2 separate regions of the Homo sapiens genome follow, and region 2 is linked to region 1. A link is an interaction called in ENCODE POLR2A ChIA-PET data of the cell type or tissue named here. Cell type or tissue: PC-3. All regions are shown on one strand. Links, peaks and the distances in the headings refer to the core of each region. The heading gives the core; the rest is flanking DNA.

Region 1 (4,000 bases), core at 1-4,000:
ACCCCCCATCAAAAAAAAGAGAGACAAAAACTATAATCATGAAGAGATACATGGAAGTGTATATTCATATCCATCAGTAGGAAAGTGACCAATTTTAGCCTGCTAACTTACGCTTGAACACTAAACCACAGACAGCCAATAGAAAGGATAATTAGATGTCATCTGGTAGAAATTGCAACTCTGTAAACTTTGGCATGTATTTGTATTTTTTATTTCTTATTTTTGTTACTTAAAAAAATTTTTTATTCACTTTTATACTGAAAAGTTGCAAGTGGTATGTATTTATTGTCAAGAATAGAAAGGGGCCGATCATGGTGGCTCACACCTGTAAAAGAATAGAAAAGTAGGCCAGGCATGGTGGCTCACGCCTGTAATCCCAGCACTTTGGGAGGCCAAGACGGGCGGATCACGCGGTGAGGAGATCGAGACCATCCTGGCTAACACGCTGAAACCCTGTCTCTACTAAAAATACAAAAAATTAGCTGGGTGTAGTGGCGGGCGCCTGTAGTCCCAGCTACTTGGGAGGCTGAGGCAGGAGAATGGCGTGAACCCGGGAGGCAGAGCTTGCAGTGAACCGAGATCGTGCCACTGCACTCCAGGCTGGGCGACAGAGCGAGACTCCATCTCAAAAAAAAAAAAAAAAGAATAGAAAAGTAATGTGGAAAAATGACAGGCAATTGATTTGTTAGAGGAGTAGGTTTCCAGGTAACTTGTTTTTCTTTTTCTTTTTCTTTTTTTTTTTTTTTTTGAGACAAAGTCTCCGTCACCCAGGCTGAAATGCAGTGGCACGATCTTGGCTCACTGGACCTCCGCCTCCCAGGTTCAAGCAATTCTTATACCTCAGCCTTCTGTGTAGCTGGGATTACAAGTGTGCACCACCCCACCCGGTTCAGATAACTTCTTTTTTTTTTTTCTGAGACAAGGTCTCACTCTGCCCCCCAGGCTGGAGTGCAGTGGCATGATCATGGCTCAATGCAGCCACAATTTCCTGGCTCAAGAGATCCTCCTACTTCAGCCTCCCAAGTAGCTGGGACTATGGGCGCACACTGCTGTACCCAGCTAATTTTTAATTTTTTGAAGAGATGGGGTTTTGCCATGTTGCCCAGGCTGGCCTCGAACTCCTGGGCTCAAGTGATCCACCCACCTCAACCTCCCAAAGTGCTGGGATTACAGACATGAGCCATCACACTGGCGTTTCTTATTTGTTTTTAAATGTCCGTTGTAACAGTATTTGCTTAATAGAAACAGGTGCTAAACTGAGGTTTGAGAGTTATCTCTAAATCACATTGATCTGTTCCTCCAGTAGTTATAAATTACGAACATTAAGTTACCTGTAATTAATGGAGCAATCCACCAGAGCAGGCTACACAATTTGCAAGACCCAGTGCAAAATGAAAATGTGAGACCCTTTATTTAAAAAGTATTAAGAATTTCAAGATGGCAACCGCAGAGCATCAAATGAAGTGCCTTTCTGAGAACGGGCTTGATGTGAGCGCACAGGTCACATGTCAGGAAGTTGGCCCTACCCTCAGCATTCAGCAAACATTACACCCTAGAGCTAAACAAGAAGCTTGTTGTGAGAGTCACGGCTGATGTATTGACTTAGGCTTGATGCTGATTTATGGGCTCCTTGGCCTTGAACAAGGAAGTACGTTTACTGATTTTCAGAGGAGATGCTTCTAAAAATGGGATAAAACGTTATTGCATTAAAAAAAAAAACCTTTGATAGAGTTTCATTTGATAAACTAACCTGTTTCACTTTGTCTTCTTTTCAAAAAGCATTTTATAGATATTTTCTCAGGGATAAAGGTTGGTTTTATTTTTTATTTATTTATTTATTTATTTTGAGACAGAGTCTCGCTCTGTCATCCAGGCTGGAGTGCAGTGGCGTGATCTCAGCTGACTGCAACTTTCGGCTCATTGCAACCTGCGGCTCACTGCAGCCTCCGCCTCGTGGGTTCAAGCGATTCTCCTGCCTCAGACTCCTGAGTAGCTGGGATTACAGGCACCCACCACTACGCCCGGCTGATTTTTATATTTTTAGTAGAGACAGCTTTTCACCATGTTGGCCAGGCTGGTCTCGAACTCCTGACCTCAGGTGATCCGCCCACCTAGCCTCCCAAAGTGCTGGAATTATAGGTGTAAGCCATCACGCCCAGCCTAGAGGTTGGTTTTAGTAAAAGAAACATAGGTTAGGGTACATGTGAATATTCCTGTTAGAAAAAGGTGAAATCGGGGATGATTTCTTTTTCTTTTTCAGTTTGTAGATTTGATAATGGAAGAGGGCCTTTGCATTTGTTTTTAGATACTTTGTTTTAGATACAAACATGTGTTTGGGACTTTTTATTAGTTTTGAGGCTTGTGAGACTTAAATTTCCACCGTGTTTCTCTACAATAAAGCATTGCTATGATTAAAAATGAAGATGCCTTTGTTTTTTGACAGAGTATCAAGACCAAAATTACATGGAGCACTTGATGGGAGAATTTCAAGTCTAAATCATGGGTAGCAGACAGTGGCTGCAGGCTATTTGGCTCCCAGTGTTTAATTTTTTTTTTCTTCAATTTGTTGCCAACATTAAGAAATCTGGACTTTTCACTTAGAAAAAAATAATAATAAATAACAGGAAAAAAAACCAATCCTGATGTCAGTTTTCCTTGAAAATGCAGACAGTCGGGCAGCAAGGCCCCTTCCAGATCACGCCTCCTGGTCTACTGCCAGCCCCTCTCTCAGACCTGCCCAGCCCTGTCTTCTCAAACATTTGTTTTTCATTTTCTTCTGATTTTAATAGCAATCCATGTTCTTTATAGAAAATCTGGACAATCTAGAAAAGTAGAAGAAAATAAAATAACCTGTTGTTCTACACTCTAAGAATAATCACTATTCTCATTTTATTTTACTTTTTATTTTATCTTATTTATTTATTTATTTGAGACAGAGTCTTACTCTGTTGCCCAGGCTGGACTGCAGTGGCGTGATCTCAGCTCACTGAAACCTCCGCCGCCTGGGTTCAAGTGATTGTCCTGCCTCAGCCTTCCAAGTAGCTGGGATTACAGGCGCCCGCCACCATGCCTGGCTAATTTTTTTGTATTTTTAGTAGAGATGCAGTTTCACCATGTTAGCTAGGCTGGTTTCGAACTCCTCACCTGAAGTGATCTGCCCGCCTCAGCCTCCCAAAGTGCTGGGATTACAGGTGTGAGCCACTGCACCCAGCCATTATTCTCATTTTAGACTTTTTTTTCTAAATTCGTTCTCTTGTTTGAAAATTGTGTGTGTGTGTGTGTGTGTGTAAACCAAACCAGACTGGGGTCACACTTCTGGGGTCTATTTCCTTTTTTATTTTAACTTGATGTAGTTAAATGTGAGCATTTTTTCATGTAATTATTTCTGTGTGGACATTGTATGTTTCATTATGTGACATATCACATGTGTTGTATTTAACTTTTCCCCAGTCATGGGCGTAGACAGTTGGCAGCTTGTGCCTGTCCTAAGTCATGACCTCGTACATGAATCATATCTGGTTATTTTCTTACACTTCTAGAAGAGAGGTTGCTGGGTCAAAGGGGATGGACTTACTTAATGTTTTTGTGAGTGACCTCACAAAGGCTGGACATAGCTCTTGAGTCCCAGGGACAGGCTGAGCCCCGGCAGTGGCAGGGGTTTGGGGGAGCAGGCCCTGCACTGCATTTGAGGAAGAGCCGTGCATGTTGCTCTTGGAGGAGGAGGAGCGGGGCGGTTAGAGGGTCTTTAGGTATCTGTCTACCTTGAAAAAGAAATCACTCACCTCTTCCAGAGCACGCCCCTCACCCCCGACCTGAGAGGAGAGGCTCGTGGTTTGCGATCCCTCTCCCCATTAGGGTCTGTCACCCTGGGGCTGAGTAGTAGGTATCTATGGCGGGTGTCTTCATGGAAGCCCTGGCCACGCATCTTGAAGTGGCTTTCATCTTGTCCCTTGCAACTTAAGCGGAAGATGCATCTTGGAGAGGGTCGGAGGTACAGTTA
Region 2 (5,838 bases), core at 1-4,000, 640 kb before region 1:
CGTGCACCACCATGCCCAGTTAATGTTTGTATTTTTAGTAGAGATGATCCGCACACCCCACAAGCTCCTGTGTTGGCCAGGCTGGTCTTGAACTCCTGACCTCAAGTAATCTGCCCACCTCGGCCTCCCAAAGTTCTGGGATTGCAGGCATGAGCCAACGTGCCCAGACATTTTTTAAAACTTCTTGACTTTTTTTTTTTTTTTTTTGAGACAGAGTTTTGCTCTTGTTGCCCAGGCTGGAGTGCAGTAGTGCAACCTCAGCTCACCGCAACCTCTGCATCCAGGGTTCAAGAAGTTCTCCTGCCTCAGCCTCCTGAGTAGCCGGGATTACAGGCATGCACCACCACGCCCAACTAATTTTGTATTTTTAGTAAAGACAAGGTTTCTCCATGTTGGTCAAGGCAGTCGCAAACTCCCGACCTCAGGTCGTCCACCTGCCTCAGCCTCCCAAAGTATTGGGATTACAGGCGTGAGCCATCGTGCCCGGCATAACACTTTGCTTAAAAAAATACACATTTACAGCTGCACAAAAATATCTTCTATTTTTACCATTTTAATTATTTTGTTTTACTTTTTAAACTTTAAAGCTAAGACACAAACACACACATCAGCCTAGGCCTACGCAAGGTCAGGATTATCAGTGTCACTGTCTTCCACTTCCACATCTTGTCCCACTGGAAGGTCTTCAGGAAAAATAACAAACATGGAGCTATCATGTCCTATAAAAACAATATCTTTTTCTGGAATACCTCCTGAAGGACCTGCCTGAGGCTCTTATATACTTAACTTTTTTTTTTGTAAGTAAAAAGAGTGCGCTCTAAAATAACAGTAAAAAGTATAGTATAGGCGTCCCCAACCACCTCCCACCCCTGCAGGAGGCAAGTGGCCAAAGGTAGACATTGTTCTCTCTCTTTTTTTAAGTTTATTTTTAAAATGTTAGAAGCCACAAAGCCAATAAATATGTAAAAAATATTCTATATACATTAGCTGATGTCTTAGTCCATTTGGGCTGCTACAACAAAATACCATTAATTGGGTGACTTATAAACAACAAATTTATTTCTCACAGCTCTGGATGCTGGGAAATCCAAGGTTAAGGCACTGGCAGATTTGTGTTCCGGTGAGGGTCTGCTTCCTGGTTCATAGATGGTACCTTCTAGCTGAGTCCTCACATGGTGGAAGGGAGACAACTGTGGTTTCTTCAGCTTCTTACCAGGGCACTAATCCCATTCATAAGGGCTCCACCTTTGTGACCTAGTCACATTCCAGCATCTCTACCTCCTCTGCTATCACACTGGGGATTAGTGTTTCAATATATACATTTGGGGGGAAGATAAATAGCTGGGCCTTAACAACTGATGAGGCCTCACTAAATATGCGAGAAATAAGATAAAGCAGGGGTCCCCAACCTCCAGGCCACAGACTGGTACCAGTCAGTGGCCTGTTAGGAACCGAGCTGCACAAGAGGAGGTGAGCGGCGGGTGAGCAAACAAAGCTTCATCTGTATTTGCAGCCACTCTGCATCACTCGCATTACCACCTGAGCTCTGTCTCCTGTCAGATCTGCAGCAGCATTGGATTCTTACAGGAACACGAACCCTATTGTGAACTCTGCACATGAGGGATCTAGCTTGTGCACTCCTTATGAGAATCTAATGCCTGATGACCTGTCACTGTCTCCCATCACCCCCAGATGGGACCATCTGGTTGCAGGAAAACAAGCTGAGGGCTCCAACTGATTCTACATTATGGTGAATTGTATAATTATTTCATTATATATTACAATGTAATTGTAATAGAAATAAAGTACACAGTAAATGTAATGCATTTGAATCATCCTCAAACCATCCTCCACCCCCTAGTTCATGGAAAAATTGTCTTCTATGAAACCAGTCCCTGGTGTCAAAAAGGTTGGGGACTACTGGTATAGCAAATACATAAACCAGTAACATAGTCATTTATTATCATTATGGAGTTTTATGTGGTATATGTAATTGTATGTGCTATACTTTTATACCACTGAAACAGAGGTTTCTTAATACCAGCATCACCACACACATGAGTAATGTATTGTGCTACAGTATTATGATTGCTATGATGTCACTAGATGATAGGAATTTTTCAGCTCCATTGCAATCTTTTTTTTTTTTTTTTTTTGAAACAGAGTGTAGCTCTGTTGCCCAGGCTAGAGTGCAGTGGTGCAATCTCTGCCTCCAAGTTCAAGCGATTCTTGTGCCTCAGCCTCCTGAGGAGCTGGGATTACAGGCACGTGCCACCACACATGACTATTTTTGGAATTTTTAGTAGAGACGAGCTTTCACCATTTGGCCAAGCTGGTCTCGAACTCCTGACCTCAGGTCATCCGCCTGCCTCACCCTCCCAAAGTGCTGAGATTACTGGCATGAGCCACGGCGCCTGGCCGCATTGCAATCTTATGGGACCACCACCATATATGCAGTCCATCATTGATCAAAACATCATTATGCAGTGCATGGTTGTATTCAGATACAACAGATTTATTTATAACTTTGCCAGTCTACCTATTTATATAGTTAAAGAGCAAAGTTAAACATTTAAAAGTTATCTTACTGCCCAAGCAAGCCAAAGGTTCTTCTATCAGAAGTTATAGAGATTGTGGAAATTAAATTCCTGAAATTGAATAGCTACCTTAACTGCCTGTCAGCTGGTATATTATCAGAAACTAATTACTTGATAAAGTACTTCTGTACTTTGAGTATCAAATATACTAATTTGTTTGTTGATATAGTATGTCATCACCATTTAATATTGCAATGCTTTTAGTATCCTGGGAAGACAAAGAACTAATACATCAACCATTTTGTTTCAATCAATAAATTGTTCCTTTAAAAAAAGTCATCTTTCCAAGCAATAATTCTGGTTAGTATTTTTCCCATGAAATTGTGACTTTACATGGATTAATTGACACACAGATTCAGACAAAATAGGCAATAAGCAGTTTGGTTTGCCAACTCAGTCCTAAACCATGCAGTCTGGAACAATGACTACCAAATTCAGGTCTGTGAACTTGTGAAAAGTTTTCCCTACTCAGCTGCCAAAATAAAAGAGGAAGGACAGTCTGTGTGTATAGAGTAACCAGATGTCCTTTCTTGGAAGAAATAGTCCTTTATTCTGAAATTATGTGCCTTTTTTTCTCTTTCATGTTAAGATGAGAAAATTTCTTTATTTCTATAAACAATGATGCTAATATATGGTAGTCTGTGAGTTTATCTTCATACCCTTACTTGGAAAACTGAAATGTAGTAAAAGCTATAGGCCCTCCTCAATTTTTTATTTTATCTTTAAAAAATTTTATCTGGTAGGTGAAATATAACAGCCTAGGAGTCCCTGATCTAGGATTTTCCTTTTTTTAAAAAAACTATAACTCTGGACATCTCAATAATTCTATTCTGGAAAAAGGCTGAAGAAATAATGTAATAATTTTTTAGATTGATTTAGACCTTACTTTGATGAAGGCAGTTCTGCAGTAACTTAAAGTAGAATGTCAACTCATGGGTGCCACGGTTTGAATGTATCCCCCAAAATTCATGTGTTGGAAACTTAATTCCCAATGTAACAATGTTGAGAGGTGAGACATTAAGACATTAGGTCATGAAGGGTCTGCCCTCATGAATGGATTCATGTGGTGGTCGCTGGATTAGTGGGTTAGTTATCTTGGGATTGGCTTCCTCATAAAATGCATGAGTCCAGCCCCCTTTCTGTCTTGCTCTCTTGTACTCTCTTCCCCTGTCACGTACTGCCGTGGTATGTGGTGCAGCAAGAAGGCCTTCACCAGATGTGGCCCCTCAACCTTGAACTTTCCAGCTTCCAAAACGATAAGAACTAAATTTCTGTTCTTTATAAATTATCTAAGCTGTGGTATTTTGTTATAGCAACACAAAATGTACTAAGACAATAGGGGAAGAGATTTTTATGTTTTGTTCACTGCTGTTTTCACAGTATGTTCAATGGCTCTTGGCACAGAATAGACAATATTCGTTGACTGAATGCTATTGGACATTATCTGTTTATTGAATTAGTGATAAATATTTTACCCTACGTTGATATAAATGGACATATTCTACAGGTAACAACCCTTTATTTCTAAAGCATGATCTCAATGTATTATAAATTACTGAAGTAGATTAGTTCTTTTCTTTTTTTTTTTTTGAGACGGAGTCTCGCTGTGTCACCCAGGTTGGAGTGCAGTGGCGTGATCTCGTTTCACTGCAACCTCCGCCTCCCAGGTTCAAGTGATTCTCCCGCCTCAGCCTCCCGAGTAGCTGGGATTACAGGCATACACCACCCGCCCAGCGAATGTTTGTAGAGACGGGGTCTCGCTGTGTTGCCAGGCTGGTCATTAACTCCTGACCTCAGGTGATCCACCCACCTCGGCCTCCCAAAGTGCTGGGATTACAGGCGTGAACCACCTCGCCCGGCCGATTAGTTCTTAAAGTAGTAATAGACATCTCCCCTCCACCTTTGGGAACTGCCTCCTCTAGGGAGAAGAGTACCCCGTGAGTTAGGAAGCCAGGTGATATGGTTTGAATATTTGTTCTCTCCAAATCTCACGTGGCAATGTGACCTCCTGTGTTGGAGGTAGGGCCTGGTGAGAGGTGTTTGGATCATGGGGCAGATGCCTCCTGAATGGCTTGGTGTCATCCTGTAACAAGTGTATTCTTGCCCTATTTGTTCCCATGAGAACCTACTGTTTAAAAGAGTCTGGTACTTCCTCTTCTCGCTCTCTCTCTCTCTCGCTTCTGTCTCACCATGTGACATGCTGGCTTTCCTTCACCTTCTGCCATGAGTAGAAGGTTCCTGGGGCCCTCACCAGAAAAAAATGCTGGTGCCATGCTTCTTGTACAGCCTGTGGGACCATGAGCCAAATAAACCTCTTTTCTTTATAAATTACCCTAGCCTCAGGTATTTCTTTGTATCAACAACAACAACAAGGGCACACACCCAAAAAGAAAAAAAAAAAAAAAAGAAATGGACTAAGACACCAAGTTACATTGTACTGGCTGATGCAAAGTGGGCTGATCAGAATCTCCCGAGATTTTGCCCTTGAAACAGAGACAGTGAGTCCCTGCTTATGGCTGGAATTGCAATGAACTCAAAAGCAGTAGGAAAGCCTTAAATTACATGTCAACTCAGGAGCCAAGAAAACTAGTCAATGTAGCGAGAGAGAAGAATGAGGACAGAAAGGATACTCTGAGGGCTTCTGGTACCTTCCCAGGTCCTTGACTCTTCCAGAAGCTGGACTGCACGCCATGTGTGAGTTCCCTTGATCTTCTTGGAATCCTTATAATAAATTTCCTTTTTGTTATTGTTGGTATTAATGATGTTTTATTGTGTTACGTATATTTGCTTAAAGAGTTATTTTCATTTTATAGTAGGGTAAATTTTATCTGTGTACCTTATACAATTGTTTTTAAAAGTTCACTTGCTTAATAACTCTTCACCTATAGCTTTTGTTCAACAGAGTTTTTCTCTTATTTCTTTCTTTTTAAAAACTATGCACACATACATCCTCACAAGCAGGCATTTAAGCAGCAAGTAACAGTGAGGAATGCTCTCTCTCCTGCAGGCACATAGTTATTGCAAGTAACTTGCTAATAGAGATAAGTACCTCTGTTTAGAGCATATAAATGGTCCTAGTTAAAATTGTTAGTAAATTTATACTTTGTATCAAACTCTATTAAAATGTAGCCATTGGTTCTAATTGAATGAGATCATTGTTTCTACTAAAACTTTGACTCAATCCAGGTTTAAAAGACCCCAAGGTTTTATTTATTTATTTTTTTAAATAAAGTTGTTACTT

Evidence for each region. Peaks named below come from ENCODE experiments on the same cell type or tissue, not always from the same donor. Only the 100,000 strongest peaks of a DNase experiment are listed, where the experiment ranks them.
Region 2: POLR2A ChIA-PET joins it to region 1 with 6 read pairs; 4 of 35 experiments call an interaction of 5 or more read pairs at or near these places.

The regions. Positions count from the first base shown.
Region 1 is chr21:33,416,195-33,420,194 of GRCh38, forward strand. All of the region lies in intron 2 of IFNGR2 (interferon gamma receptor 2), which reads left to right. Among named protein-coding and RNA genes, the nearest start is that of IFNGR2, 15 kb to the left of the region's middle. In PC-3, for the core only: no CTCF peak of the experiment used is centred there; DNase peaks (open chromatin) are centred at 1,567 and 3,507; H3K27ac peaks cover 3,418 bases.
Region 2 is chr21:32,775,426-32,781,263 of GRCh38, forward strand. All of the region lies in intron 1 of EPCIP-AS1 (EPCIP antisense RNA 1), which reads left to right. Among named protein-coding and RNA genes, the nearest start is that of EPCIP-AS1, 6.2 kb to the left of the region's middle. In PC-3, for the core only: no CTCF peak of the experiment used is centred there; no DNase peak of the experiment used is centred there.